Linked DNA regions of Homo sapiens: region 1 is linked to region 2. A link is a loop called in an ENCODE intact Hi-C map of the cell type or tissue named here. Cell type or tissue: endothelial cell of umbilical vein. All regions are shown on one strand. Links, peaks and the distances in the headings refer to the core of each region. The heading gives the core; the rest is flanking DNA. Region 1 has its middle 160 kb from the start of PPP1R3A. Region 2 holds the start of MDFIC (MyoD family inhibitor domain containing).

Region 1 (16,087 bases), core at 5,473-13,472, 840 kb after region 2:
GGAATAAAACTAAACTACAACATTTAAAATTTGAATTAGGCATTAGAATATTTGCAGACCATGAGCACTGGAATATGTTTTTTTTAAAGTTTCAAGCACAGGGATTACCTTTACAGAAGCTTTAAGAATATAAAGAGGAATCTTTCTGGGTTGGATTTATTTGAACTCTATGAATTAAGGGCTACATAAATAAAGTTGTTTTTGAAATCAGTGCTAATATTAAACTCTCATTAGGCCAATTTTAAGATACAGGCTTTCTTTTATCAAAGAGTAGTATGAATTTGGGCACTGGTTAGAACATTTTGGGTCCATTCATTTATGAATAAGACAACTACTATTTATCACAAAATTCAAGAAAAAAATAGCTTGAATGTGCCAAAAATTAATATTCAGCAATTGTAATAAAATTGACACTATTTCTGAATTCAACTGACTTACAATTTTGTCTATTAACAATCATGTTGAGAAAACTTCTTAGAGACCTGTGTGCTCAATCTCATTCTCTTCTTACAAGTTAATGGCCTCTTTCCAATTTAATTCAGAGAGGCAGAAAATACATGACGTTCATCATTTTGTTTTCTATCAGTATTATAACTAATAGCTGATTTAACATGACACAAAAACAAACAAGGGTGATGAGGCTGACCCAGATAGAAATCCAAAAACGTCACAAATAAAATCCCTTTTATGTAAATAAGTTTTATATCCTTCACATCTTCTGTTGAAATAAAAATGGTAAATAATTTCTCTGGCTACATTCACTATACTGTTACATGCTCTATGAATCTTAATCAAACCATGCAGTTATTTTCACATACTTCAATATACTTTTCATGAAGTATAATTCTAATATCTATGCAAAGAGACTTGTTTTGTGTGTTTGAAATTTTGTTTGTACAAAGGAAATATAACTTCTCATTACAGATTACCTGTACATATAATGTTCACCTTTTTCTACTTTTATGGTGTGCCACATACAACTATTTCCTCCCTATTTTAGGTTTCTAGAAAATTACAAAGGTTTATCTTATTTTTTTTTTAAGCAAAGCCACTGCAATATAAGAAGTGCAAAGAAATGAAACTCCAAGTACAGCTTATTCAGGTACAACCATTTCATAAATCTCTTCATATCATAATGTAATTAAGGGCCTATTTCCACCCGAGTATAAATTATATAAAAACAATATCCCAAAATATGAGTCAGGCAATTCCTAACATTATAAATAGTTCATAATTAATATATGTCTATGTTTCCTTTTATTGCTGTATTTATTCTAATATACACGGTAGTGGTAACATTTTAACAACCTAACTATAAAGTATTCATTGTACTTATATTTAAGTTGAATTAAAAATTATTCCCTTAAAAATCCTAACATTCTTTTTTGTACTTAAAAGTGAACTTTTAGATGATCTTTTTAAATTGAGTGTCATTTCTCACCTACAGGGATGTTTCATCAGGTTTCTAGTCTCCTCTTTCAAAGTTAGTATATTTAATCATAATTAAACATTTATTTCACTTAATTTTAGATAACAATGAAATAGTGTGTGTCGTAAGGAAGCATTTAACTAGACTGACGACTGAATATGAGTCTAGTTAGGCAATAAAAATAAAAGGAAAGAAGTTAAGCAGGCAAGAGAAAAGGGGCCTTTAAAAAGCTCTAAAGCTGATATGAAATTGTTTGGCCCTAATGATCACAGTGTACAGAATTTTATACCCACTCTTTTAATATAGATACAAATAAATCAAAATTGTAAGTTAAAAAAGCTCTAAAACTGATATGAAATTGTATGACCCTAACGATCACAGTTTATATAATTTTATACCCACTCTTTTAATATAGATACAAATAAATCAAAATTGTAAATTAATTGTGTTTAACAACATTAAACAAACACTACATTTAAAAATTCCAGTACACTGGGAATATACTGATCCATAACTCATAGTGACAGAAAAGATAAACAGTCCCCTTGACAACATAAAACATTTCCCAAGGTATGCCACAATGCAAACTTGAAGATGAAAATAACTGAAAGCTCATCTTTACTTCAGTTTTGACCTCTAACACAGACTTGCTATTAAACACATCTCTCTTGCCTCTGCTGCTGACTAAACAAACTATTTGAGTTAGGAGAGCCTGCAAAGATATGCCTTACAGGCAAACTTTTGTTTTCTAAAAGTAAATCTCTCCCAGTACTTCCAGTTGGAAAACGTCCACTTCAGCTGCTTGACAACAGGGCGTCACTTTCTCCCTTGGGCTTACCTGCTACTACTTAAGTATTCTTCCAAGTAGACTCTGGACATGTTGGGAGGTAGCTCTTTAAGCACTCCTGATCCACGATGACTACATATGCACACACCTTACACACTCCCACAGGTCCTTCGTACCCTTTCCCCCTCCATCCTCCTCTGAGAACTCACCCAGGCCACCTAGCGCACCTTGCATGGCCAAAGCCTGCCCACCAGGGAGCGAAGAGTACTCCAGGAATAATCCTCAAGATCAAGAAACTTACTGGATTTTAATATGTGGTGGGGAAAAAAAAAAGTGTGTATGTGTGTGGAGGGGGGGTTAGATGGGGGGAACAGGAGCCTTACAGATAGCAGCTATTAAGTGGTTTAAATCTGTTGGTTAAAAAGCTGAATAAACAAATACACACATGGGTCTAGGTCTTTGGGGATTCCGGATTCTGCGGAGCGTCCCAAGCGGTGGCCAGGTCGACCTCTCTTGACTCATCCCTGTGCAAAACGCGCACTGGCTCCGCTTTCCAATCCCCAGACTTGCACCCGTTCTTCCCCTCACGTTCCTTCTAATCAAAGCGTCACCCCATGCGCCAGGTGCCCTAAGAGACTTACCTAAGAGATTCCAGAGTCTGAGAATAGTGAGGGTAACTTTTCCTCCCTGCTCTAGAGAGGCCCCAACACCCACAGCAAGTGAGGGTCCACACTGAGGTCGGGTGTCAGGGCGCGTTGCGGCCTCGCGGGTGGGCAGAGGCGCGCAGAAAACGCGCGGGTGGCGCGCGCGGCCACCCAGTGGGTCCCGCCCGCGCCGCCGGCGCCGCCGCCGCCGCCGCACGTGCGCCGCCGCGAGCGCGAAGGGCGTTCGGACCCGCGCTCTGCCCGCCCGCCTGCCCGCCGGGGCCACTGTGGACTTCCAGGTAACAGCCAAGTGAGAAGCCCTCCCTATCACCGAAAGGTGTCTGCGCTCCTCCCACGTCCCCTCACCAAGTGCCGCGAGGTGCGATTTCACCCCAAACCCACCCACAAACAGCCAGGCGACCTCTCTAAAGCGGAATAAAAGTAAAACCAGGCCAGACACCGGGGGAAGCCGGTCGTGCTAACGCGTGGACAGGGAAAGGAACGCGATCAAGGCAGCAGTCATCCCTGTGCACGGTTATCCCGAAGCGTCAGTAGGGCCCAGGAGTTTCTTGACTCCAGAAACAGGAGTGTCCCCTTTCCATCTCTCTCCTTCCTGGAGAAGTACTTCTGAGATGAACGCTGAAGTGCCCAACTTAGACGCGAGAAGCGTGCACTTGCCCAACTGAGTAAATAAAGGTCAGCAGTTGGATCAATAAAGTGTGTGCTTCTAACCGCCAGATGTTTTTACTGTTGTTTCTCCTCCCGAGGTTGGGGGTGGGGGTGCGGGGAGGAAGGGGAAAAGACAACAAACAATTAAAAAGAAGAGAGTAAACAAACACACATCTGGTGTTTCGACACACATTCTCCTCCAGCCGAGGTCTCTCCGGACGAAGCAACATTTTGCATTATCCAAACTAAAAATCATCCGTGAGCCAACAGCAAATCTCCCCTCTCCACCCCTTTTTCCCCCATCACAAAGCAAAATGAAAGAGAACAACAAGTGGTGATGCTGGGTCCGGAATGCGACCCCAACGCCGAGCCCAAATTTGACACATGTCACACTCGCCCCGGCAAGCAGGGCGCTGCCTTTGGGGCGAAACTTTGTCGCCACCGCGGGAGGAGCGCGGAGCAGAGTAAAGTCGCAGCTCGGCCCAGCGTGGAGGTGGCTGGGACAGGGTGGGGTGCGGAGGTGTAGCGCGCCAGAGTGAGGGCCAAGAAACTTACCGCGACCGGGGACGCCGTGGGCAGCGTCCCGGGAGGTGGCACCCGCGGCGGCGAGGCAGAAGCCCCCAAACAACACACCCACGCGCGAGTCCGGGCAGCTGCTGCCGCGAGTGGGGGGCGCGCCCGGGGAGGGGGGGGGCCGAGGAAGCCGCAGCCAGCGGACGCGGCCGCCGCATAAATAACCGGGGCGGGCGTTCGCGGGCGGGCTGCGGGTGGCGCGGGGCTAGAGCTAGGGCGAAGCGGCGGCCGCGGAGCTGCACGCGCCGGCGTGTCTCGCGCTTTCTCGGAGGCTCGCGCTGTCTCGCGCAGCCGCTCCCCCCACCCGGATCTGTGTGTGTGTGTGTGTGTGTGTGTGTGTCTGTGTGTCTGTGTGTGTGAATGTGCGCTGGCAGGCGCGCGCACCCGGCCGCGCGCGCGTGTTGTTGGCAATGCGAACTGTACACACACTGCTCGCGGGGCTGCCTCTCCTCGGAGGGGCGGGGTGGGGGACAGGACGCCGCAGAGGATTCTGAAGTACCGCCGGACCACTTGTTTGTTTTGTTTTACTTTGCGTTGTTATTGTCGTTGTTGTTGTTGATAGGTTTGGAACCAGCTGGTTAGGATGCCTTTCTCCCCCGTCCACCTATCTCCCCCCGTTCCCTAACTTCTTTAAGGAGGGGGAAACGCGGGGAAGAATATTGTTCGGATTTGCAGCGGAGCCTCCTGGCTGACGTCAGGTCCACCTGCTATGTAAACAACCCGCTGGAGAACTTGTTTGTGCTACGCCAGACCTTCCCCCACCCCCACCCTTCTCCCCACCTCCTGCTCCGCCTTCTCCAGCTCGCCCCAGACGGCGAGTCAGGGAAGGGGGTGGGGAGGGAGGCGAGAACAAAACCGTATGCTGTATTGGCAAAGCCGAGTTGTGTCTGCTGCTTCTTGGCAGTCCCCAAAGTACGTCCTCTCAGCAGACGGAGCTGCTGGCAAATGAAACAGGGGATTCCACTTGAAGTGCAGAAAGCCTCGAAGGGATCCAAAGCCCTCGGTGGCAGGGAGTTAAAAGTACATGGTAGTCGGAAAGGGAGACCCGAGCGTGCGTTAAAGCGCTGATTGGCCTTTCTTTTCACGGTGTGCGCCTCTGCGGCCTGGGGTGGAGAGAGGCCGAGTGTCTTTCTCTTCATTGTTGCCCTGGTTCCTGTCTCACTTGGGCCAAGGAGTTCTCGGGCTTCCTCGTGGTCGCGCAGCCCAGGTCACCGGGGCGCGGCTTGGAAGGAAGGGGCCGCCAAGCTGGGACTTAGAGAGTCTGAGGTTTTCGGGAAGGGTCCTATCAGTGACTGAGGGGAGCAAAAGTAACCGGAAAGAAAGGAAAGAAGAAACGGTCAGAGCCTGCTCCGCGCGCACTTCAAAGCCGAGGCGCCCGCGTGGGGGATGCACGGGCCCAGCCGCCAGCCCTGGGTCCCGGCTTCTATCCACCGGGTGTGACCCGGCTGGGCGGCCTGCTTGGGACCCAGGGCGGTGACAGGGGAAAGGCCGAGGGAGGAGAGAGCGGGCCCCGGAGGGGACGCACGACCGGAATCTTGGCGAGGGGCTTCCTCCGGAGCCCCAGCCCAGAGGGGGGCCAGCGCTCCCTCCCCGCCGTCTCCCTCCGGTCCCTCCCCTGCCCGCGGGCCGGGCGACTCTTCGCCGGCCGCCTTTTCCGCGCGCCGCAGACTGAGCCCGCTGCTTTGCTCGCAAGTCAGTCGCAAAGCGTGGCGTTCCGAGAGGCGCTGAAACTTTCCTCCAAATAGCTGCGGCCAATAGGCCGTGGTGAACAGAGCCTGGCCCCCGGCTGCTTCCCGGCCCTCCTCCCTGGGGAAAGAACGGCCAACTTGAACCCCTCCGGTGGCAGAAGAGGGAGGGGTGGTGGTGGTTGGGGAGACGGGCGAACCGCACTAACTTGTGCCTTTGAATCTTTCCTTTCCTGAAAGAGCAGCGCGCCCTTTCTCTAAAGGGCAGTCGCGAGCTCACACACACACTTGGCACCAACCCTTTCCTTCAGAACCCGCGGCTCTCCCAGGGAGGAAGCAGCCCTGGCACCCACGTCGGTAAACACACCGTCAGGGTTTTTTTAGTGAAACCAATTAAGTCAAAAAGCCATGGGGCTGGCCCTGGGAAGATGGCCCCTGCCAGGAGGAAGAGGAACGAGGTAGAGTTGGACTTTGAATTGCGGTTCTTTCCCTGAGCTTTTCAACTCCGGCAGTCCTCAAGTGCTGTGCCTACAGACTGTGTTCTCACTCTTTTTTAAATCGTCTATTTTGAAATGCAGGCTGAACAGTGGACAAATAATCCGAATCTTTTAAAAGTGGGAGCAGAGACAGAAGGAGGAACAGTCATTATCATTAGAAAACGCCAGCCCCAAATGGCCCTACCTCGCCCTTTTGAAAGGTGGGGATAATTTTATGTTAAGTAATCTGCGTTTATGCTTCACTAGGAAACCTCAATAAAAACGGATTCTGAATAAACTTGAAACTATTTTGGAAAAAAGAAGAGTAAACGACGTGGAAATCCTTGGAAAACTGGGGATGTACCTTTCCAGGGGGGTTATAAATGAAGGGAATAGAACAATCAAAAGGTGGACAGCTTCTCACTTCTTTTTCTTCTTCTTCCCCCGCGTACATCGACCCCACTGACTTCCCTTTTCTCTCCAGGTGTACCGAGTAAGTGAGCGGGAAAGGTTTATTGTAAAAGAGCTAGGGCCACTTGGAAGATCAAGTTCCCAACGAGGAGAAGGAGGGTTAGGGTCTCAAGACTTGGAGAGGAACGAGTTTAGTTAGCCTTTCACTTTTCTGTACACAAAGAAACGTTTTGGTGAAATTCGCAGCCTCTAACGTTCCTTTCTGGAGAGTACAGATAGCCAAGAGGTGCGAAAGGACATCTCAGTCGGAGGAGTATATATTTATAGAGTGGACGCGTACCCTTCCGGGGCCTTTTTCTCAGTGAAACTGAGCCCGCAGCTCCCAAGTGCCCCCGCTCAACTTCGCCCCCATTATCTCCTCCTCGCCTGCTGCCATGCCCCGGGCCACCAACCCATCCCGCAGGGAAGCTGTCCAGGGAGTTGGGAAAACAGGTCCTGTCAGGAGCCGCTGCCCTCGGTGGACCCCTCGGCTGCAGCCAATGGGCTGGGCCCGGGTTCGAGAGGTGAAAGTTCAGGCCCGGGGCTCGCAGCTCGCTTCGCCTCTCCGGCCGCCTCCTTTTCAGCCCCCGCCCCTGGCCACACTGCAGACACGGCCCGGCTACCAGGGGCCGCCACGGTGGCACGTAGTTTGTTGATGGGTGGTCATAAAATATATTTATTTGCAATTCCTTGAACTCGTCCACCACTCCCGCCCCAGCATGGCCCCGAACACTGCAGGCTTTGTTCGCCTCGGCTGCTGCTGGAACTGGCCGGGGTTTAGCGCTCTGTGCTAGCTGACTCCAAAAAAAGTTGAAGTATAATAATAGGAAAACCGGGTTTCCGCAGCCGAGGAAAACGCTGAAAGGGCAAACAGCGATCGAATAGTTTTCTTTTGCACAAGTCACTGGTCAGCCCACTGGATCGAGGCAGCCTTTAAACGAAACGCTGCATATTGGAAAGAGAAGGAAAGCCAAATTCTGTCCCTGTAGTCGCCGCGCAGGGTCATAGGCACGGTTCAGGTCTTCTTTGCAGCACGTGGATCGGCAAAAGTCATTTAAAGAGGTTCCAGAAGAAAGTTCAACGGCTCAACTGGGTGAATGAGGAGTTTCACCAAGTGGACATCAAAGCTTCCTCACGAAAGTTTATTTGATTTCAAGTTTATTTTACGACGAAACCACAAATCAACAAAATTCGAGACACTGCTCTAGTACGGTCCTAGTGAAAGATAAATTCGTTTGAAATGGCCTCTGTCAGCGCATCTTGCGCGAAATAAAACACCGCAGATGAGAGGAAGTATAGCCAAGATGAAGGAAAGCGACGCACGCGAATGACAAATTAGAAATGTTAGTTTACTGCTTCTCCCAGTGAACCTCTTTGATTTTCAGTTATTTTTTATAAAAATATAATTTTTCACACACTTAAGTCTGTTTTTTCCAACACTTTCAAACAACAACTACATTTTTCTCTTTCAGAGCCGTTTTATCTCTGTAATTGTGACTTGTACTTAAATTTCAACTGACTTGGAGAAATCGCTGGGAGAAAGGAAAGGGGGTGTTTTTAAATTACTATTTTTTCCTGTTATAAATAACATCTTCAAAATTGTGCTACTCACTTCAAATAGCCTGTAACTAAAGTCTTAAATGCAAGGTATTTTTCCTTTCACACAGAAAAAACAGTCACATATCAGTTTCCTGTGTTTTCACATCCACTACAGTTTTCTGAAGATGAGCAAATAAGCAGACTCCTTTTAGACGACTTTTCCCCATTCTCCTCCCTGACACATTTAGGGAAAAGAGAAAATTCTAATTTCACCGAAGTCAAATCAAGGGTAATCTATGTTACATCAGACTGAATGGAGATATTGTGAAATTGGTGGAGTTACACCACCATCTGTCGTTAAGCTTAGGGACTACAAAATTTGGGACCTATAATAAATCCTAATGAGCTCTCCCAACTTTTTTTAAAAAAGTCACAGACTATATTTTTCATTTGTGTTTTTATAGCATATACCCTGAATTTACCTGGACCCTGAAGCAATAAATATTTGTTCATAAACCCACACTTCTACCCGGGTTCTCTCATCTTCAGAAGATTAAAAAAATTCTCCACATCTGCCAGCCTTCACATAAAGCCCTTTGGAATCAGCTATGGGCCTGCAGATTTCCGCTGCCCTGCCCCTAGCTTCTCCTAGGCTGCTGGCAGGAACCATGGAGACTCAACAACAGGGGCTACCCATATCCTCCAGTGAACAATACACTTAATTCTCTCTCTAATGTAGCCTAGTTCATTGTTAGTAGGTATATATCTAATCTTGAAAAAACGTAACCACAGCATATCACTGCTAAGAGGTTGGCTCTGAGTGTCCTAAAACTTTGATTGAAAGGCAGTTAATACTAGGTTCCAGTTTTAGTTGATCTTGGTGGAGAGACAAAGATCAATTGCTCTGGGATGGAATCTTGCAGGCTAAGTGGGTTCTATACCCAGGAAAGCTTTATCCAAATGAATATAGAAAGGGGATAACTACTGGATAAAGAATTCCAATACTGAATCAAAAGCCTCCATCAAGCAGTGAAGACTCCGTTTTTTGTTTGCTTGTTTGTTTTTCACAACCCTCCAATCCTCCAATGGCATAGTATTGATATTATATTTCTAAGGATCTTAAAATATTTCACTAGAATGTTGTACCCCTTTCTGTGTTAAGGACTTGATTACCAAATTTCTATTTTCCAGAAAATAAAAATCAATGAAAATAAAGTCTAATCGCTTGTGTATGTTAGTAACACATCAACTAAAAATAATGATGTTAACTTGAATCATATAAATTTGTCTCTATTTGACCAACTTTGAACAACACAAATGACAATTTAATATGGTTCAATTTAATAGATCTTACATTTTTCTGAGACATAGTCTATATAAGAGAAAGCAAAGTTAAATTTCTTCTTACACATTGATTCAAATATGTGGAATTTCCTGATGCAAGAGCTCTTTGTCTGTTAATGTTTCTAACATGAAATTAATCTTAGACATGGTATGTTTCTGAATTACTATGAAATTTTATAACTGAAGGAAACGTCAAGATATTCTAGTCCAATCTCCTCATTTTAAATATCATTAAGCAAAGCCCAGGCATGGAGGAAGCCCACACAGCTAGTTAGTTGGTAAAACTCCACTAGCTTTTGAACTATTTTGTGTTTCTAAACATATAATCAGGTTCCTGTTACTCCAGAAAATGTTTTTTTTTTCTTTCTTTCTTTTTTTTTTTTTTTGCCATACATCTCTATGTCTTTACAGTTTCTTCACATCCATCAAAACTGATGTGGCTCAGTGATGGCAATAGCCTTGGATTTTATTACAGTATTGAAGATGTTAACTGTCATGTCATGTCCACTGTAATACACAGGAGAAAAAAATTCTGATGACTCGTTTCTCTTGAAAGTCAATTAGACTTTACAAGGTTTCTTCGATAGTGTAAAGAGGTTCATTGCAAGTGTTCATCATAGAAAAGCTGATGGCAAGAGGTGTTAAAACAAACCACAGTTTATGATGTTTTTCAGGGTTAATTTTCTTCAGGGACTCATAGGAGAAACCCATAATCTCATCAGCAGCTTACCTTCACTACAGTTTTAAGAAATAAAGGCTAACATGAGGCTATGAGGCAAAATATAACTTTGATTTTTTAAAAGCTATGAGCAAAAAAAGGACTATATCAAGATTTGCATCAGTGCAGATTTTTATTTTGTTTTAATAACCATATGGCTCCTATAATCATAGTAGTTTACCCATAGAACACACAGAAGTTATAATTGTAACAAATCATAAAAAGATTCAGTCATTTATCCTGTTTTCCTTCCCCTTCTTCTCCTTCTCATTCTCCTTCTGTATTTCCCTCTATTTTCCTCCTCCTCCTTTTTCTTCTCTCTGCCATGATCTTTGTCACCACCCTCACAATAACAACTCAAATTTTTCCACAGATATTTCTCTCATGCGCTCCAGATCAATGTATTCAATTGCTTATTGATAGTTCCATCTGGATTGTGCAATGGTACCAATTTGCTCTCTTTTCTCCTTGGCCAGCTGCTTTTTATGCCACCTGGTTAATAGTTAATGGTACCTTAATTCACCCAGTCCCTAAAGCTGAAGCAATGCAAGTCATATGTGCCAACTCCTCCATCTTCTCAAATCCAAGCAGCATTAGTCCTTGTTCATTGTTACCTATTATTTTTTCCATCGTCCTCTTCCATCTGTCCTTATGGTTATTACCTTACCTCAAGTCTTTATAATTTTTTATGTGGTCACTCTTGATTGCTGTCTAATCACCTTTCCTACTTCCAGTCTCTCTTTGTTCCAGTTCATCCTCCTCATTGCTTTCTAAGACGCATCTAAAACACATGTCCCTTAGAATCAGGCAAAGGTTCCCTACGGTCAATGGAGTCAAATCTTAAATTTTCAGTCTGGTGCAACAAAGATGTCTAGCAAATATGAGATATTTAATAGTCTTTTTTGGCATGAATGAATGAATGAATGAAAATCATGCCCCAGACAAATATATTTTATATGTAAAATACTGTAAACATTGTCAGATATATTTTTTTACTGTGTATCATTTTTAGCAAATCCATATATCTGCTTTGCTATCCAAACATCTGGCTAAAATAGTTATAACTGATGATTTTCATATTAAATAACTTAGCAGATAGCTATAAAGGTATATTAAATCTGGCATTCAAATTCCCAACTGCATTACTTAATGGCTCAACAAATATTTATATATTAAGCACTGTGGTAGGTATTCAGGGAATTAAAGATATGTAGGATTAGGTCCATACCCAAACCTCACATTCTAATGAAGGAAATAAGATATTATAAGTAGATTAATTCAATAAACTATAACATAGAGGTTTACGCAGGACACTGTAAGACCAGAGAAAACATTTCTTAAGGCTACAGTAAGAAAATAACACAGTCCTATTTTTTTGTTTCTGATAATCACTTAAAAAATTAAATCTAACAATGTATCTTTTGACTAAAAATATACACTTCGCCAAATACTTGCCTCAGAAAATTTATACTCTTTTGACAAAAGCATGAAGTTGGGGTAAAAATATGATAATATCAAATACAATGGTGGGTTTAACAACTATGAAGAGGGACTCCGTTAATCCCTTAATTTATGTTACTCTTACACAGATGCACTTTTATAAAAAGATTATTTTTAATTTGTCATTATTTTACCACAGGAAAATAGTTTTATAATAGGAACTGAAAGAAAGTGAAAGAAAATTTAAAAACTGAATGAAAGTAAAAGAACATAAATGTTCTCAGTTAATTCACACGTTTTCCTCTCAGTATTTCTCTAACTCTCAAGTAAAGTAAGCAAGTTATCCTGGGCCATCATATTCCCGGGAGACAATCACAGGAAATTGGACTCCCCAGTCTCTTTCTTCCTCCAACCACCTTTTTCTTTCTTTTCTTTCTTTTTTTTTTTTTTTCAAGATAGGGGCTCACTCTAGTCCAGGCTGGAGTGCAATGGTGTGACCTCTGCTCACTGTAACCTCTGCCTCCCGGGTTCAAGCGATTCTCCTGCCTCAGCCTCCTGAGTAGCTGGGATTACAGGCGTACCACCACGCCCAGCTAATTTTGTATTTTTGGAAGAGATGGAGTTTCACCATGTTGGCCAGGCTGGTCTCAAACTCCTGACCTAAGGTGATCAGCCTGCCTCAGCCTCCCAAAGTGCTGGGATTACAGGCATGAGCCACCGCGCCTGGCCCTAACCACCTTTTTCTGTTTCATCAAGGTGCATACCAGTTTCCTTCTACGCCTCTTCTTTTTCATCACTCCCACCTCAGTATATAAACATAGACTTAGCAATACTTTCTCAGTTATAAATTATTTTCCCTCAAAATTCCTTCTCTTTTTCTCATTCTTTTTCATTTAACTCAGCATTTCTCAATAATCATCTTTTCTCTTCCATGCTCTTCCAAGTACACACACACATACACACACTCACACATCATAGTTGCTATGTTTAAGAGCAGAGCTACTCATGTAAGAAATTAAGAAATGAAAACAACATGAACATTTAAAAAAGCAAAAAGCAAACAAACAAAAAAACTAGTGTTATTAACTTTTAAGTCTTTGAAAGTCCCTGGATAAGGAAGCAGTGAAACACTCTTACGCTCCTCTGGAAGTTAAATTGATACAATTAGAAGGCAGTTTCTCAACTTGTGTTAAGGCTGTTAAAATTAGTCCCAAAGCTAGATTGCAATCCAAAAGAAGTAATCTGAAATAGAAACAGAAAAGCTTCATGCAAATGCTGTTTATCATAGAATTATTTATAATAGTACATATTTGGGAGAAATATAAAAGGTCAACACTATATAAGCTTGGTACTAAAATAATATTTACGGGATGTTTTAATGACAAAACGCTTTTGTTACATTATTTGGTGGAACAATAGCATATAAAAATGTACCAAAAGAAGACCAGAAAGAAATATGCCATTGTGATATCACCCTTCAAGATAGTCTGCATTTATCCCCATATTCACACCCTTGTGTAGTCCTCTCCCACACAGTGAGAGGTGACAGCGTGCTGGCAGTCCTCACAGCCCTCCGTCGCTCTCGGCGCCTCCTCTGCCTGGGCTCCCACTTTGGGGGCACTTGAGGAGCCCTTCAGCCCACGGCTGCCCTGTGGGAGCCCCTTTCTGGGCTGGCCAAGGCCGGAGCCGGCTCCCTCAGCTTGCAGGGAGGTGTGGAGGGAGAGGCGCGAGCGGGAACCGGGGCTGCGCGCGGCGCTTGCGGGCCAGCTGGAGTTCCGGTGGGCCTGGGCTTGGCGGGCCCCGCACTCGGAGCAGCCAGCCGGCCCTGCCGGCCCGGGGCAATGAGGGGCTTAGCACTCAGGTCAGCGGCTGCGGAGGGTGTACTGGGTCCCCCAGCAGTGCCAGCCCACCGGCGCTGCGCTTGATTTCTCGCCGGGCCTTAGCTGCCTTCCCGGCGGGCAGGGCTCGGGACCGCCATGCCTGAGCCTCCCACCCCCTCCGTGGGCTCCTGTGCGGCCAGAGCCTCCCCGACGAGCGCCGCTTCCTGCTCCACGGCGCCCAGTCCTATCGACCACCCAAGGGCTGAGGAGTGCGGGCACACGGCGCGGGACTGGCAGGCAGCTCCACCTACAGCCCCGGTGCCGTATCCACTGGGAGAAGCCAGCTGGGCTCCTGAGTCTGGTGGGACCTTGGAGAACCTTTATATCTAGCTCAGGGATTGTAAATACACCAATCGGCACTCTGTATCTAGCTCAAGGTTTGTAAACACACCAATCAGTACCCTGTGTCTAGCTCAGGGTTTGTGAATGCACCAATCGACACTCTGTATCTAGCTACTCTGGTGGGGCCTTGGAGAACCTTTATGTCCACACTCTGTATCTAGCTAATCTGGTGGGGACGTGGAGAACCTTTGTGTCTAGCTCAGGGATTGTAAACACACCGATCAGTGCCCTGTCAAAACAGACCACTCGGCTCTACCAATCCGCAGGATGTGGGTGGGGCCAGATAAGAGAATAAAAGCAGGCTGCCCCAACCAGCAGTGGCAACTTGCTGGGGTCCCCTTCCACGGTGTGGAAGCTTTGTTCTCTCGCTCTTTACAATAAATCTTGCTACTGCTCACTCTTTGGGTCCACACTGCCTTTATGAGCTGTAACACTCACCCTGAAGGTCTGCAGCTTCACTCCTGAAGCCAGCAAGACCATGAGCCCACCGAGAAGAACGAACAACTCCAGACGCGCCGCCTAAAGAGCTGTAACGCTCACTGCGAAGGTCTGCAGCTTCACTCCTGAGCCAGGGAGACCACGAACCCACCAGAAGGAAGAAACTCCGAACACATCTGAACATCAGAAGGAACAAACTCCGGACACGCAGCCTTTAAGAACTGTAACACTCACCGCGAGGGTCCGCGGCTTCATTCTTGACGTCAGTGAGACCAAGAACCCACCAATTCCAGGCACAATAGTTCCAGGCTCTGTTATTGTGGCTAATAATATAAGGCCTAGGTGACAGTATGGCACTTCTGAGTTTAAGTTATGAAAGATGGTGGCTTTCATTTAGGTCTCTGGATCTCTCTCTCTATCACTTTATCTGCCAAGCTGCTGTGTTTTAAGCAGCCCTCTAGAGAGACTTTTATGGTAAGGAAGTATAGTATTATACTATCTGGCCAATAGCCAGAGAAGAATTGAGATCTCCCAACAACCATGTGACTGAACTTGGAAGCAGACCCTTCTTTCCCAGCTGAATCTTCTTGAGATGTCTGGAGCCCTGGCTAACAGCTTAATAACCTCAAGAGAGAATCTGGGCAAGAACGACTCAGGTAAGCCATTCCTGGATACCTGACCCTTGAAACTATGAACTAATAAATATTTGTTGATTTAAAGCTGATAAATTTGAGGTTAGTTGTTACACAGCAATAGATAGCGAAAGCAACCATGATAAGAAAAGTTATATTTAAGTTGTAGAATTTCAGGTTTCTTTTAGAATTACCTCCAATCAATATCCTCTAGTAAAACTGGATTTATCTTAAGCGTAGTACAAACATTAAAGATAAAATTACATTTCAGTCTTTACTTTTTATTTTATTTACTGAAAAGAGTGGTATTGCACATTCTGTAATATAAGCAAATAGCGTTTCTACATATGATAAGTACATTTCATTAACTAGCAGGGTATTTGAATACCATTTACAACATTGTTTCTGAAAAAATGCATTCCAAGTTTTGGGCTTGCTATATAATCCATTTTTACTTGTCAACTTCCTATATATGTCTATCAAAAAAATAATATAGAAAAAAACATTTTAGGCTTTGATTACCTTGACAGGATAACTGTCAGTCTTGTCTTAGGTAAATGAGTAAAAACAATCTATAAACTGAGAAAGACTACTTTCCTAGTTCATATTTAAACATAAGAAACAATCATTGTCTCCTGAGATTTTTCTAATTAGGTTATAGCACAGTTACAGTAGTTCAATGGAGAATGTCAAGGCAAGTTCTAAATTAGTTTAGCAAAAATTAACAAATCAATAAATTTTTAAACTCAAATTACAATAAACATACTAAGACAATGGGTTGCCTAATCTGTTAATAAATATGCTTCTGTCTTCATAATATATTATAAAAACAAAAAATAATTTTATGCCTAGATAATTTTTTGAAAAGTTTAAGTCGTGGAAAGCCATAGAAAGCCATTTATGGATCCTGATCATATTGATTATGTAATCAATTTTAATAATAGCAAGATTGTCTTGTGATTTAAACAAACTAGTAAAGTTAAATAGGCATATAAAATAATTTCCATAACAGGAATATACAATGTGAGCACATTATTTAGT
Region 2 (14,554 bases), core at 1-8,000:
ATATTTGTATTATAGTGCATATAATTATGAAAATAAATAAGCTTTTTTGAGGATGACTATGCAGCAGTATTTTGAGGATGAATTGAAGCGTATGACAAAAAATCTTAGAGAGGATTATTAGAGAGTTTACATGGAGTGATAACAATTTAAATTTTGGAACTTGAAAAGGTGAACTTTTAAAAAGCTTTCTGAAGTCTTTCCCTCCAAAAAAAAAAAAAAGGACTGTTTTTAAAAGTCTATCACTATAACATATCCTTTTAGAGATTAAAGCCCATAAAACAATGATTCTCAACTAGAGTTAAGGAGCACCTGGAGCTTGATTAAAATGCAGATTCTTGGCTCTTACATCCAGAGATCCTAATTCTATAAGTCTGGGATGAAACCAAAAACGTCAGTTGCCTCAAGGATAGCAGTTTCTCAATCTCAACATTACTGGTGATTCTTTCTTGTAAAGGTTGTCCTATCCTATGCATTACAAAATGTTCAGGAGTGTCCCTGATCTCCACTCACTAGATGCTAGTAGCACCCCCATTACGACCACCAAACATGCCTGTAGATATTGCCAAATGTGTCCTGAAGAGCAAAATTGTCCCCAGTAGAGAACCAGGATTAGAAGCTGTTCAAAGATGACACATTTTGTGAAATGCCATCCTTAATCAAAAGGATAAAATAATATGATAAAAATAGAAGAATACAGATATGTACAAGTATACATTATATACATTGAAATAAACTGGCTTCCCAAAAAGAAAATCTGATTAGCCTCTATAAACTACTGACAACTCAGCTAAGCTTCTAAATCAAAGCTCTTCTTATGTAATTTCAACTTGATTTTCTCCCCAGCTTCTATTTTAGATTATTTTTAATTAACTTCACTGGCATTTTGCATCCTGCTAAGAAAAGTCCGCCTAATAGTCTCAAGAGGACTCTCCCAAGAGAGAAGAGTGCATTAAATCACACATTATCACATTAAAATATATTCTAGCACTCAGAGTCCAACGATCTACGTCTTGACAAATGCAATGTCTTGGGGGGTTGGGGGAAAGATACAGGGATGGGAACAAGCTCAAGTGATTCACAATATCCCAAGCCTATTGTCAATGCATCCAGCCCTATAAAAAAGTTGAACTGATTCTCTACTTCAACTGCATTTATCACAATGACATACAATTTATGTTATAATTTGTGCTTCTACCCTGATTTCTTGCTACTGACTGTGTATGAGACCTTGGGCAAGTCACTTAAATTCTTTGGACATCCTTTCCCTTATTTAAAAAATGAGCGGGTTGGATTAAATTATTTCTAAAGACCCCTCTAGTTACAAATCCCATACTTATGAAAGAAGCACTTAATTCAAAGGCTCTTTGGATTATAGGAGTTCTAGTAACTATTGCACCAAAGGGCAAATACTTACATTTTCAATGTGGTTCCATAACACGAATTTTAAAATGTTTAATCAAACCAGGACAAATGGCAATTACAGGGACCACACAAACAAGATCCATTATCTCTTAAAATAAAGTATAACTGAAATGGCTTTTCACCTATCAAGACATGTATACAAGTACTTTGCATGAGAAAGTAAATCAATATTTCACAAGGTAGTAACAAATAAGAATATAGCTTTAAATTACATGTTTACTTTCTATTTTCTGTATGAGAGATCACAAATTAGCTGCTCAGAGGCCATATCCAGCCTACAGTTGTGGTTGTTTTGTTTGGCCTGCACAAAATTGGTGTTTAATTAGTTGCAAACTCTTAAAAATGGAGAGATGATACATAAAAATCTGGATTTCCAGTATCACTTGAAATATCTGAAGATACTAACCCACATGGCAACAATTAGCTAAAACTGAGGAATGTTGTTTCCTGGCCCATGAGCTCTCCAGTTCCCCAAAATCCCCATTGCTCCATACTGTCTGACATCTATCCTGGTTCCCTCTTACAGCCTGGAGCATGTAAGCTTATGTCCCTGCTCTGTAACTATTTTCAAAACACATGGGAAAGATTTGTAATGCTTTTTAATGCTTTCAAAACAATAGAAAGCCTTGCAGAACCACAACAAAAAGGTAGAAACTTTAAGGAGGAAGAGTATGCTCTTAATATGGACAACCTTTCTAATTCTTAATGCTAATACTAGAATGGGCTTCACTACAGGTTTTTAACAAAACACCTAAAAGGATGTAGAATTGAATTTTAGACTTGATGTGGAGTTCAGATTAGAGAATCCCCAAAATTACTTTCAACTGTAATGTTTCATGCCTTTGGTTAACAGTATGGATAGCTCATCACAATATAGTATAGTAATAAATGTAGAGCTTGTAATGTCATTATTTACCTATATATATATATTTAACTTTGCAGGGGTAGACTTGATCATATCCTTCATGTTCCTGAAATAATATTTTTTTCTGTTAATTTGTATTTAAAATTCCACTTTTCTTACTGACTTTAATATAAAGAATTTAAAAATTAGGTTTCTGTTAACTAAGCAGCCATATCCTACCGTAGAATTATTAAGCTATTCTTCAGAAAGGATGATAAAGAATCCAAGGACAGAAGCAAGAGGATAAAAGAACTTGAGAAAAGGCTTAAGAGTAGAGTGGCCTTCGAGCAAAGCTTCTTCACAAATGTCTTTATCAATAAAACCAACCTAACCAAGCTTCCCTTGAAGCTTTCCTCTAACCATTTGCTCCAAGAATTTCTTTCTTTAAATACACCTTATGACATCTGCCTGTTTAAGACATCATATTTTAACAAGATTCTGCAGACTCTCTTTTTAAAAATCAACTTTATATTTAAATTAAACTGATCCCTATTTAAAGAAAGTTTTGGATCAAAGTTAAACTAATAATAATAAAAATGTATAACTATGTTGCTAAAGCTAAGGCAATTTTCAGGTAAAATATAACCCAAGAGTTTCTACACTGATAACGTGTGTTGTACCCAACAAATGTACTTCAGGCCACTCTAGATTTTCGGGTTCTTAAGTTCAGATCACATGACACCATCCAGCATCCTAATGCACAGGTACATTAAGTACCACTGCACATTCTCCCAGATGATTTTAGAAATGCAAACTATTAAAGTTGGATATTGTAGATATTAGCTATTTCCAGGTCAAATTATTTTCCTTGGGTGTTTGATGTTGATTTTTGACATAAGCCTGGTTTAACAATTGTGATTAGCAGCTCAAGTGTGAGCATAAACAGCCCATCAATGAGTCGATATGACTACTAAGGGCATGCCTAATGACAGGAAAATGATTGTGCTGACAATACAAGGTGGAGAACACGGGCTGCTTCTCAGAAAACATATGTTTATCATTCTAGTTCTCTGATTTTCTGCAGTTAATCATTTTTATTTTCTGTTTAGAAAGCTGAGTCACTCATTTAGAGGCAAAAAATAATGATAAATGTAATTCAGTTTAACAGCCCTGGGTGCCAGAACATTTTAATTTAACCAAGATGTTTTCTGCTTTTACCTATTGCAGCTTGAAAGTTAACTCCTTCTCCAATTTTTGCTGCCTTAAAAAAAATCCCTAAGATTCACTACATTAGTACAAGTGGGAAATAAAGCTATCAGTTTATGCCTAAAATCAGGGGTATATGCTAGGTTTTTGAGCACTGGAAAAATTACTTAGTTCTGATATATCAGTGACAGAATTCTTTAGCTCAAAACCATCCTTAGAGTAAAATGCATTAGAAGTTTAAGAACCTTCCTCTCTGTCACCAATGGAAACCTAAAGTATATTGCCTTCAAGAGAAGAAAGGTTCAACTCGTTTAGAAGCTTGTTATGGAAGTTTCCCAGACACAAGAGTATTTTATAGGCTGTGTGTGTTTACACTTTGGAAGAACACAAAGAAGCTAATTCATTCTTGGAAAGTGTTTCTTATAAACCTTGTTTATTTATTTCAAAACAAACCAGTTATTGAAAACAAGCATAAGCCATTCCAAAGCTACTGGTCACAGAAACCTGAATTATCAACCGGGTGGTAGAGGAGCCAACAAGAAACAGAAAGATGAAATGGAGTAAGTGCACGCTTGTTCAGAGAGCTGCGGCAGTCCTGGATCTGCTGAAGAGACCTAGAGGAGAAGCGCTTCAGAACCTACACATTGAGTCTTAGGCCCAAACATGCATATGCTTAAGAAAGAAGCAATCCTGTCATCCTGTTTCTTCGCAACCAAAGGAAGGGGGAGTGGAGGGACCAACGGTTCCCGCCCTCTTACCCGGTTGTTGATCTAGGGCAAGGATCCTGAAGAACTTGCCTGAGTAACGCGAACTGTGCAAAAGTTCTCAACTACGAGTGGGAGCCCCTCCTCACAGCACTCCCCCCACCCCTATCTGTGCACTTGTGAGCAAACTGAAAAATGCAACAATGACAAAGAAGCTTGCCACTTGCAAGCGCGCACTCACCCTGGGCTGTGGAGCCCAGCTGGCCGCCGCCCGCCTCGGCCACGCGCTGCGGCCCCACGGGCCCGGGAGCGAGGGCTTCGCCCGCGCCGGACATGGGCCGCTCCGCCGAGCCCGCGCCGCGCCGCTGCCGCCTAGCTCGCCGCCCGGCAGGGCGCACGGAGGAAGGGCTGTGAGGTGCTGGGTGCAGGGAACTGACTGCTTCTGGCGGAAAAATATACAAAATTAAAAAAAAAAATGTTTTTAGAGAAGAGCACACCACCCCTGCGGGACGTTCCCTCCCCCTCCACTTCCCTCCCTCAAACTCCACCCCGGGGAAGTTTTGATTTGAAACTTGCGAAGAAAACTGTTACAGCGCAAGTTGACAGCGGCGGGGTCCCAGGGGTCCGAGGTGGACCCAGCGGGGAGGGGCTGGAAAGAGAGATCGGGTTTGGGAGAACCCCGGGGATGGGGATCAAACCCCTCCTCTTCCCCGCCCGGAGACCACTACCTACCTCCGCATCCCCCCGTAGTCGCTCCAAGCCCCTTCCTCCTCCTCCTCCTCCTCTTCCGCCCCGGAAAGTTAGCGAGCCTCCGGCAGCGGCCGCATTTTCGCCCCGGTGGCCTGACGACGGCGGCGGCCGCCCCTGCGCGTCCTCCCGCCTCCCTCCGGCTCAGCCCAGACGCCGCAGTGGCGGCAACTGCGGCAGCGGTGGCGGCTCTGACTCCGCGCACTCCGCCCCCTCTTTCCAGCCAGCTCACTCCAGCCGGCTCCCCTGCGAGGGGGCCTTCCCCCTCTCTGCCTCTCTTTCCCCTCTTCCACTCCTACAATCCTGAAACACTTCTCCCTCTGTTGCTCTTTTTCATCACATCCGGATCGGGAAGGCCTCGAACTCTTGGCTAGCGGCCCCGATGCTGGGAGCGGCGCGACCCGGGCTCGGCCGCGCGATCCCTCGCGCCCTGCGCTGTCTGGGTCAGGAGGCCAGAGCCGGCCTGGGCTGGCTCGGGCTCCCCACCCGGGCGCTGCGCCCTCCCGGGGCTGGGAAAGGGGAGTGAATGGGCAGGTCCCTGGCTGCCCAGACGTTCCCCCCACCCCGCCCAAAAAGTCACCTCATCCCTTCTCCCTACTCCTGCCCCCAGACCGACGGAGGCTTTGGGAATATCCTGACGAAAACCTTTAGGGTGGACAAGGAAAAACGAAAACACTGTTACAGTATCGAACTTTCCTGGTGGGATAGAGAACGTGTGCGTTTGAAACCTTGACCCCTCGGTTGAACGTTTACTCACTTCATCTCTGGCTCCTAAATTACTCTTTGGTCAAACAGTATTCCTGATGTAAAACCAGTTGCAGTTTGCGCGAATCTGCTGGAGGCATCCAGGCAAACAAGGTTGGCACCCTTGCGGATGCCGTGGTACTGGCCCCAGCCTGGCCTATGGCAAGCTAAATGCCTCACTGGATCAGTGGTATCTGAGGGGAGATAAACTTGTGGTCGGAAGTAAAAAGCTGATCAACTTTCCGTTTATAAATGAGACATTCTGATTGTAGCTTAATCTGATGAGCCGAGGATAGCAAGTGTAAAGTAATTTACAGATATATAGTACTTTAGTGGTATACTCAGATAACTTTTGCTCTTTTATTTCATTGTGAATGAAATGCAGAATTCATTTGTAGAAAGCTAGAACGAACTCATTCTTCGATTCTTTTGGACAAGCGAGGAATCACAGTAACGTTATCAAAACTGAAGAAAATGTGCATTGGATTCACTGTCTTTCTATGTGCATCATTAATAATATCCCAGAAATTTCATTTTTTCAAAAAGCTCATTGGAATTTATTCCAATTGATTACAAAGATTTACTTGTTACCTATGAAGAGACAGTGCATTCTAACTTGATTTCAATGATGGTAAAAAAGCCAGCCTTCGGCCGGGAGCGGTGGCTCACGCCTGTAATCCCAGCACTTTGGGAGGCCGAGGCAGGTGGATCACCTGAGGTCAAGAGTTCGAGACCAGCCTGGCCAACATGGTGAAACCCAATCTCTACTAAAAATACAAATATTAGCTGAGCATTGTGGCGGGCGCCAGTAATTCTAGCTACTGGGAGGCTGAAGCAGGAGAATCGCTTGAACACAGGAGGCAAAGGTTGCAGTGAGAAGAAATTGTGCCATTGCACTCCAGCCTGGGCGACAAGAGCAAGACTCCATTTAAAAAAAAAAAAAAAAAAAAAAAAACAGCCTTCAAAGTTGCTGATGACAGTCATTCAGACCATTCTCCCCAAAAAGACAAATGACATTTTGCCCCATTACACATAACTAACATTTTTTTTTCACTTGGAGATTTCAGAAATGGTATGAAATCAAGTGCATTACCTCTCTTGAAAACTTATCTAGGAGCCTGGACTGTTTGGAATTTGTCTGATGGAAGCAGATCAGTTCTGAAGATGACTTCATCACCACTAGAGAACAAACATTTAGGACGTCTCAGAGTTCACTGCAGCATCATCTGCACTCAAAGGAGTTGTTTACCTGCTCTGGAAAATTCTGTTTTATCCCTGTATCATTCCTTGCCCTATTTTTAAAATTCTCTCACAAAGATGTTAAAGTCCAATAATATAAAGAAGTTACAGCTTTCTTCTAGAAAGTCATAATCAATGATAAGTATTTGTTCATTTAATTTCACACAGTCCTTAATATTGCACACGTGGTGGGTGATTCCATAGATATTCCTTAAATTAAATTTTAAAATCTTTAATGGAGAAGACATAAAATTAAAATAACATTAGGAGCAAATGAGAAGCTGTAGGGTAGCATCACCAAGGTTGTCAAATACTGTACCTCATTCAGCTGTGTGACTTTGGACAGTTAGTCACCCACTCTATACCTTGGTTGCCTCATAATATGAGAATGAAATTCTTCATAGAGTTTCTTTTTGAGCACTAAGTAAGGTAGTTTTCCTATAAAATTTGGAAGACTCTCAAGGGAAAAGGTGTTCAAAAGTATCAACTATTATTACTATTATACACGGAAGCATCTTGATGGGTAAAGCTGAGCATGGCATAATGACTGTATCAAAAGGGTCATATCAAAATACCAGTTTGTCATGCCATGCACCTGACGCAAATGATCTCAATGAATTCTTCCATCGGCCCTATAAGTAAATTGCCAGGATTGTACCTTCAGGATTAGAACTCAGGTCTGTCTCTCTTCCAGGCTATCCTGCATCCCTAGGTAACTCAGGTCTTCCTTCTGGAGGACCTAGAAGTGGTCTTAATGCCATTAACCTGGTGTCTGATATGCCAGAAGTTAAGTGTGGGCTCCTGAGTGTCCCTCACGCCTCCCATTTCCCACATCCCTGGCTGCACTTGCTTGTTCTGATTGCTTCATTTGTTTACTGACAAGCACTCCAGTACGTTCATCTCTCATTCTTTCACTCAGTGTCACGAACTGAAAGTTTGTGTTTCCCCAAAATTCATATGCTAAAATCTTAGCCCCTAATGTCATGGTGTTAGTAAGTGGGGCCTTTGGGAGGTAGTTAGGTCATAAGAGTGGAGCCCTCATGAATGGAATTAATGTCCTTACAAAAAGACACAAGAGGCCAGGTGTGGTGGCTCACACTGAGGCAGGGAGATCTTTTGAGGCCAGCACTCTAGGACCAGCCTGGGCAACATAGAAAGACCCCATCTCTACAAAATTGTTTTTAAAAAATTAGCAGGGCATAGTGGCATACTCCTGTAGCCAGCCACTCTAGAGGCTGAAGCGGGAGGATCACTTAATCCCAAGAGTTGGAGGTTACTGTGAGCTATGTGGGCCACTGCACTCCAGCTTCGGCAACAGAGCAAGACCCTGTCTCTTAAAAAAAAAAAAAAAAAAAAAAAGACATACAAGTGTTTCCCAAGGCTCCACCTTTTAATACCATCACCTTGGTGATTAAGATTCAACATATGAATGTTGGGGGACTACAAACATTCAGACTATAGCAGGGGGAGACATATTTTCTAAATTACTGTTTATAAAAGCCACTCTGGTATTATGCGTAAAATTGTTTGGAGGACTGAGAGTGGATCTAGGGAGTCCAATTTGGAGGCCAGGGCTGATGGCTGGCAGAAGGAATGGAGCCAAGTAGATAGGGATAAAGGATGAGGAAGCTAGAGGAATCGAGAGCAACTACCAGCTTTCTGCATCCAGGTTGATGGTGGTGGTATGACCTACAGAGATGAAAACATTCAGGAGAGGCCAGTTTTGGGGAAAGCTGCTGAGCTAATCATGCAAATGATGCAGCATGTGTGAGACAGCTAATTGGAACTGTCCTGCATAGGCTGCTGGACATGGGACTGGATTATAAGCATATACATGGTACTTTGCTGACTAGCAGGTTATAAGAATGTCCAAGGCAAGTGTGCAGAGTAAAAGCAGAAGCCCTGAGACGCAGCTGTGCCTTGGAACTCAATCCACGTGTATCCTTACTGGCCTCTCTCCTTTTCTCCACATCCTTCCCAGTGACATAATACCATTATCAGCTTGGCTTGGAGAACCACTACTGTTTAAGTACTACTACTGTCAGTGTCCCACTTGCTACCCCAGATCCCCCTGGGTTGTCTTTATTAAGCTAGATTTTGCCATGTCTTAAGCTATCTTAATCTGCGTAGGTGGAAATTCTTTAGGGGTATCAGCCTGCCGGTGGAACTCAATGTCCTAGCCCCGGATCAAAGCCCCTTGCCTTTGAAATTCTTGTGTGCCTTACAACCATTCCTGCCTAGTGATGTGTACACTAATGATGATATAATAATATGTGAACACATTGTGAAAGAGGTCTGACATGAGCTAAGCAAATAAAATAAAGAACTAATTAAAAGAGTTTATAAAGCATCCTTATGGACTACTTAATCTTCATCATTCATTCATTAAACATTCATCAAACATTTATTGTGCATCTACTATATGCTAGGCCACATATTAGGCTCTGGAGATAAAGAAATTTGATTTGATGTCTTGAAAAGCAGCTAAATTAGTTTTCACTTGGGCAGAGGCTTATTTGCCTAGTAAAGTCAAAATTAATCCCCATACACAGATATCTAAACCAGAGGTCTACAACTGGGGTGTGTAATTGTAAGGGCATTCCAAGGGATGCATAAGACAATCTACTGAAATGTGGGCAGAAAATATCAGAGTGAGCATTTATATATGTTTTTATGTTATAATTTTTAATTTCTACTTTTGAGTATGTTTTTATACAGTGTATTGCACATTCTTACAAAAGTACTTGGGTATGATTTATAAGTAAACATACATTAAAGGTTCACATTCAAATACTTTGTTTCTTTGTTTAGAAAAAAAACTTTTTAAATGCTTTGAATCCTTTAAGGAGTCATTCCCAGATTATATCAAGGATAGTTTTTCTGGAAAATATATTTACCTAATTTATGTTAGAAGCAGCACTTTGGCAATCCCCAAACCCAATGACCTAGAAACCAGGAAATAACAGCAACATACTAAATACCTAAAATAACCTTCATGATGTTCAGAAACTGCCAACACAAAAGACATAATCCTTCTCAAATCCTACTTGTTCTTTTGTGAATACACACCTCTAATCAAACTTTATTTTCTACTGTTTCAGCTCACATTGTTTTAGAAGAAGAAAACTTAGGGCGCAGGAAGATTGAGGAGAAGGGATTAGCTAAGGGAGCTATTAGGTCAGAAAAACTGACAGCAGGAGAGATGACAGCTGACAGACAAGGAAGATACAGGAAAATAAACATGTTGTAACAACGCCTTTGTGAATTCAGCTTCGTGAAATAGTCAATGTTCCTAATGAGCCTGAGTCATTAAGGAAAGAGTCAGTTAGTTATGTGAGTGCTATATTCTGTTTTTAGGGGGTCGGGTCAATCTTTTTACATTCCAGGAAAAACTCTTTCAAACATGTTCAAAAATTCCTTTAAAAAAAGGTTGCTACTTGAAAGAGTAAATTCCACAGAATGACAATTTTACAGCTGCAAGGGAAATTAGCAATCACAATTCCAGGCCAAGCTGTATGGATCGCATTCCTCCACCTCCTAGTACTGTGTCAGGTGCAATCAGGTGCAGGGAAGGTCAGGTGCGCAGGTTTCTGGAACCCTGCTCTTAGAGTAGAGCACTTTCTTCCTTTTCTCCATAATGTATTAGTCCTTCTCTTAAATTTTAACTGAAACAACTGGTTCTTCCGCTTTTTAAAAGTTTAAAAATCACCAGTCTTACCCAACTCCTTCATTTAACATATAGAAAAATACAAAGACATAAAGTTTACTTACTAGGTTCAACAAACATATGTTGAACATTTACTACATGTCAAACCACATGCCAGACACTAGAGTTTCAAGTATAGAAGAAATACTGTTTTAGTCTTCTGGGAGTTCATAGTCTATAAGGCCAGAGGCAGAAGAAGGCAGCAATGTAGCAGCAGAACAGTCACAAACACTTACCATACTGCAGGAGCAAAAAGGAAGTAGCACTTACCTAACTCAGCTCAGGCGTAGGTGGGGAGAGTCAGGGTACATTTCAGAAAGACGATAATACCAAACTGAGTATTGTCGATGAGTAAATTTGCCTGTCAAAGAAGTTAGGGAATTCCAGATGGAAATAACACTTACAAAGACAAAGAAATGTGAAAGCCCCAGAGAAGTTAAATGACTTGGCAAAGGTCAGTTCGTGGATTAATTACAGAGCCAGTCTTAGGAGCCTAAATTTCTTGTCATCCAGGCTTCTTGCTCCAGCTATCTGGATAATGCACGTAAATGAATCCATCATTTCTAAGTGATGGCGAAGTAAGGTCATGCCTGTTGTTATATTTTGAAGTTCCAAAGATTTTCTGTTGTGAATGGGTAACCAAAGAACCAGGCATAAAATCTCTTGTTGCTGAATTAGTCCTCTCCAAGGTCTCAGTTAGTGTCCCTTTCAGTTGGCTGACTTCTCTGGCCTGGGGCACTGGCCTTCAGGGTCTCTCCTTGCTGTCACTGTACTTTCCTTCTTGTGTTTTAAAGGAAGGGAGGGAGATGTTAAGGCATACAGTGGTACTTGTCAGATAAAAGCAACATGACTGAAGACAGAAATGAAAATGGCCATAACATATGCAGTAGACAATAAGTAGACATTTGCTTCATACTTAGAAACTGAACCTAGATATACCAGGAGAATGAAAATTGTGGAAAATTTTAAATACAAGGAGCTCCTGAAAATAATGACTGATCTGCTGAAACTGCAGTTGAAAATAATGTTAGCATGATGATCATGACAAAAATGTTTAAAATGGTGTAGAAGATGAGGATTCTTTTGTTACTATAACCCCTAAACTCATTTAAATTCTCAGATAAAGAAAGAAAATATCAACTGTGACATTTGAATCAGTGCCCGTATTTCTCCAAATTTTGTATTAAGAAATACATGCTAAATCTAAAAAGCAGGATTGCAACAAAACTACAGTCATGAGCAATATAACAATGTTTCAATCAACAATGGATGGCATATATGACAGTGGTCCCATAAGATTGTAACAGAGCTGCCTTATGCAGGCATACCGTTTTTTATCTTTTACGCCATATTTTTACTCTACCTTTTTTTTTTGTTTAGATATACAGATACTTACCATTGTGTTACAATAGCCCACAGTTCTCAGTAGAGTAGCATGTTGTACAGGTTTCTTTGTTTCTCTTTTTTTTTTTTTTTTTTTTTTTTTGATGGAGTCTTGCTCAGTCCCCCAGGTTGGAGTGCAGTGGCATGATCTCGGCTCACTGCAACCTCTGCCTCCCAGATTCAAGCAACTCCCTGCCTCAGCCTCCCAAGTAGCTAAGATTACAGATGTCTGCCACCACGCCCAGCTAATTTTTGTATTTTTAGTAGAGACGGGGTTTCACCACCTTGGCCAGGCTGGTCTTGAACCCTTGACCTCGTGATCCACCTGCCTCAGCCTCCCAAAGTGCTGGGATTACAGGCGTGAGCCACCATGCCTGGCCTGTTGTACAGGTTTATAGCCCAGGAACAGTAGACTATACCATACCACCTAAGGGTGTAGTAGGCTATATCATCTAGGTTTGTTGAAGTACACTCTATGATGCTCACACAACAATGAAATCAACCAGTGACACATGTCTCAGGACATACCCCCATCAATTAAGCTATGCATGACTGTATATTGTTCACCCAAGCATGGGACCTATAATGAACTCCGGGAAAAAGTGAAGGTTTCCTGAATATCCTTCCACCTCCCATCCTTCTTCTCTCTCCTACTTCGAACAGCCCATCTGTCACCCCGGCACTTGCAGCTCTATATTCTTTTCTTGTTACCATAGGTTCTCAACTTTAGACAGTGTGCAAATCTGGGCCAAGCATTATACGGAATAAATTTGATTTTACATGTTAAATACAAGTATATGAATAACTCATGATCTTCTTAATTCTACCCCCAACAGTTACGTCTCTATCTTCACAGACCCTCAAAAATGAACTTAGGACCACAAGGAGACATAGACAGGTTATTTCTTGCCACACTATTTGTATAGCAGGGAGCTGAAGTCAACCTAGGCAGCCATCCTTTGGAAATCAGAAAGTTGATTATGTAGACGAAGAGCATGGGGTATTGTGTAGCTATTAGAAGGAACAGATGATAAACACATGTAGAAACAAAATAGATCTAAAAATGATACTTAGTGAAACATGTAAGAAGCAAAATGTAATTTTTGTTCAGAACCAATTAATAACTAAAAATACGTGCAGGGAAAACAGAGCACATTTTATAAGAACACACACAAACAAGGACGTACATAAACATCTGAGAATGCTAACCTATGAGGAGACAAAGAAGAGAATTGAGACTGGGAATTAGGGAGAACAAATAAATACATGCAGACAAACATAGGCATAAAAAGGGAGGCCTTGCACAGACCAGTGAAGGTAATGTACCATATACCAAGGTGCTGATTAACTCAACTCTGCTCTAGGGCTTCAAAATAATGACTATGACCATCATTATGACAACTTTTACTACTACTGCTACCACCATCACTGCCAAAAATAATCATCATCATAATAAAAGTGTTACATGAATTTGTATTGATAGATTATCAGGCAATGTAATAAAATTATCAGAAGAAATGAAGATGTTGTAGGGATATATACTGGGGGAGGAGTACCTTACACATATCCCTAAAATACCTAAAATTAGGTAGAAGGGACTACTTAGTTTGGCTGTGTTTAAGATCAGCAGCACTGGAAAATTTTGGTTGAAACAGCAAATCTATACAAAGGTGAGGTTTTTGTTTGTTTGTTTGTTTGTTTTACCTAAGCTCTCCCAGGTTGAGCATCCCTAATCCAAAAATTTGAAATCCAAAATGCTCCAAAATCCAAAGAACCGACATGACACCACAGTGGAAAATTTCACACCTGAGCTCATGTGACAGGTCACATATATTATTAAAATTATTATATAAAATTCTCTTCAGGCTACATGTATGAGGTCTTTATAAAACATAAATGAATTTCATATTAAGACTCAGGTCCCAGCCCCAAGATATCCATGATGTATATGCAAATATTCCAATATCTGAAAAAATCCAAAATTCAAAATCTTTTTGGTCCCAAACATTTTGAATAAGGGATACTCAATCTGTATAGACTGTTGTAGTGAGCTGAATGGTGGCTCATTAAAAGATATGTCCATGTCCTAATACTCAGAACCCGTGAATGTTACCTGTTTGGGTAAAGAGTCTTTGCAGATGTAATTAAGGTAAATATTGTGAGATGAAGAGATACTCCTGGATTATCCAGGTAGGCCCTAATTTCAATGGCAACTATCCTTATAAGCAACACACAGAGGAGAAGACAGACATAGAGGAGAAGGTGACATAAAGATGGACACAGAGGTTAGAGTTAAATGGCCACAAGCAGAAGAAGCTGTCCCACCATCAGAAATCAGAAGAGTCATGGAGTGGATTCTCCCCTAGGGCCTCCAGATGGAGGATGGCCTTTCAACACCTCAATTTCAGACTTCTGGTCTCTATGATTGGGAGAATAATATTTTGTTCTTTTAAACTACAAATTTTGGGGGTAATTTGGTACAGTGGCCACAGGAAACCAATACAACTTGTCTTTAGGAACAGTGAAATTGAGACGATTTAGGCTCAGTGTGCTAACGTT

The links. A loop is a pair of places that touch in the nucleus more often than their neighbours do. Peaks named below come from ENCODE experiments on the same cell type or tissue, not always from the same donor. Only the 100,000 strongest peaks of a DNase experiment are listed, where the experiment ranks them.
Region 1: it touches region 2 in a loop (4-fold over the local background); 11 of 110 quality-filtered maps call a loop at or near these places.

Annotation. Positions count from the first base shown.
Region 1 is chr7:114,074,609-114,090,695 of GRCh38, reverse strand. It overlaps a transcript of FOXP2 not described here. Among named protein-coding and RNA genes, the nearest start is that of PPP1R3A, 160 kb to the right of the region's middle. In endothelial cell of umbilical vein, for the core only: a CTCF peak has its summit at 8,599; DNase peaks (open chromatin) are centred at 7,735 and 8,565; H3K4me3 peaks cover 679 bases; H3K27me3 peaks cover 4,564 bases.
Region 2 is chr7:114,912,991-114,927,544 of GRCh38, reverse strand. It overlaps MDFIC (MyoD family inhibitor domain containing), which reads right to left and starts at 5,451. Exons shown (of 5, transcript NM_001166345.3): 1 at 4,909-5,451; 2 at 4,418-4,618. The coding sequence starts at 4,511. RefSeq lists silencers at 4,432-4,571, 4,802-4,981, 4,992-5,041, 5,372-5,511 and an enhancer at 11,153-11,242. In endothelial cell of umbilical vein, for the core only: no CTCF peak of the experiment used is centred there; DNase peaks (open chromatin) are centred at 4,204 and 5,144; H3K4me3 peaks cover 1,649 bases; H3K27ac peaks cover 1,172 bases; H3K27me3 peaks cover 201 bases.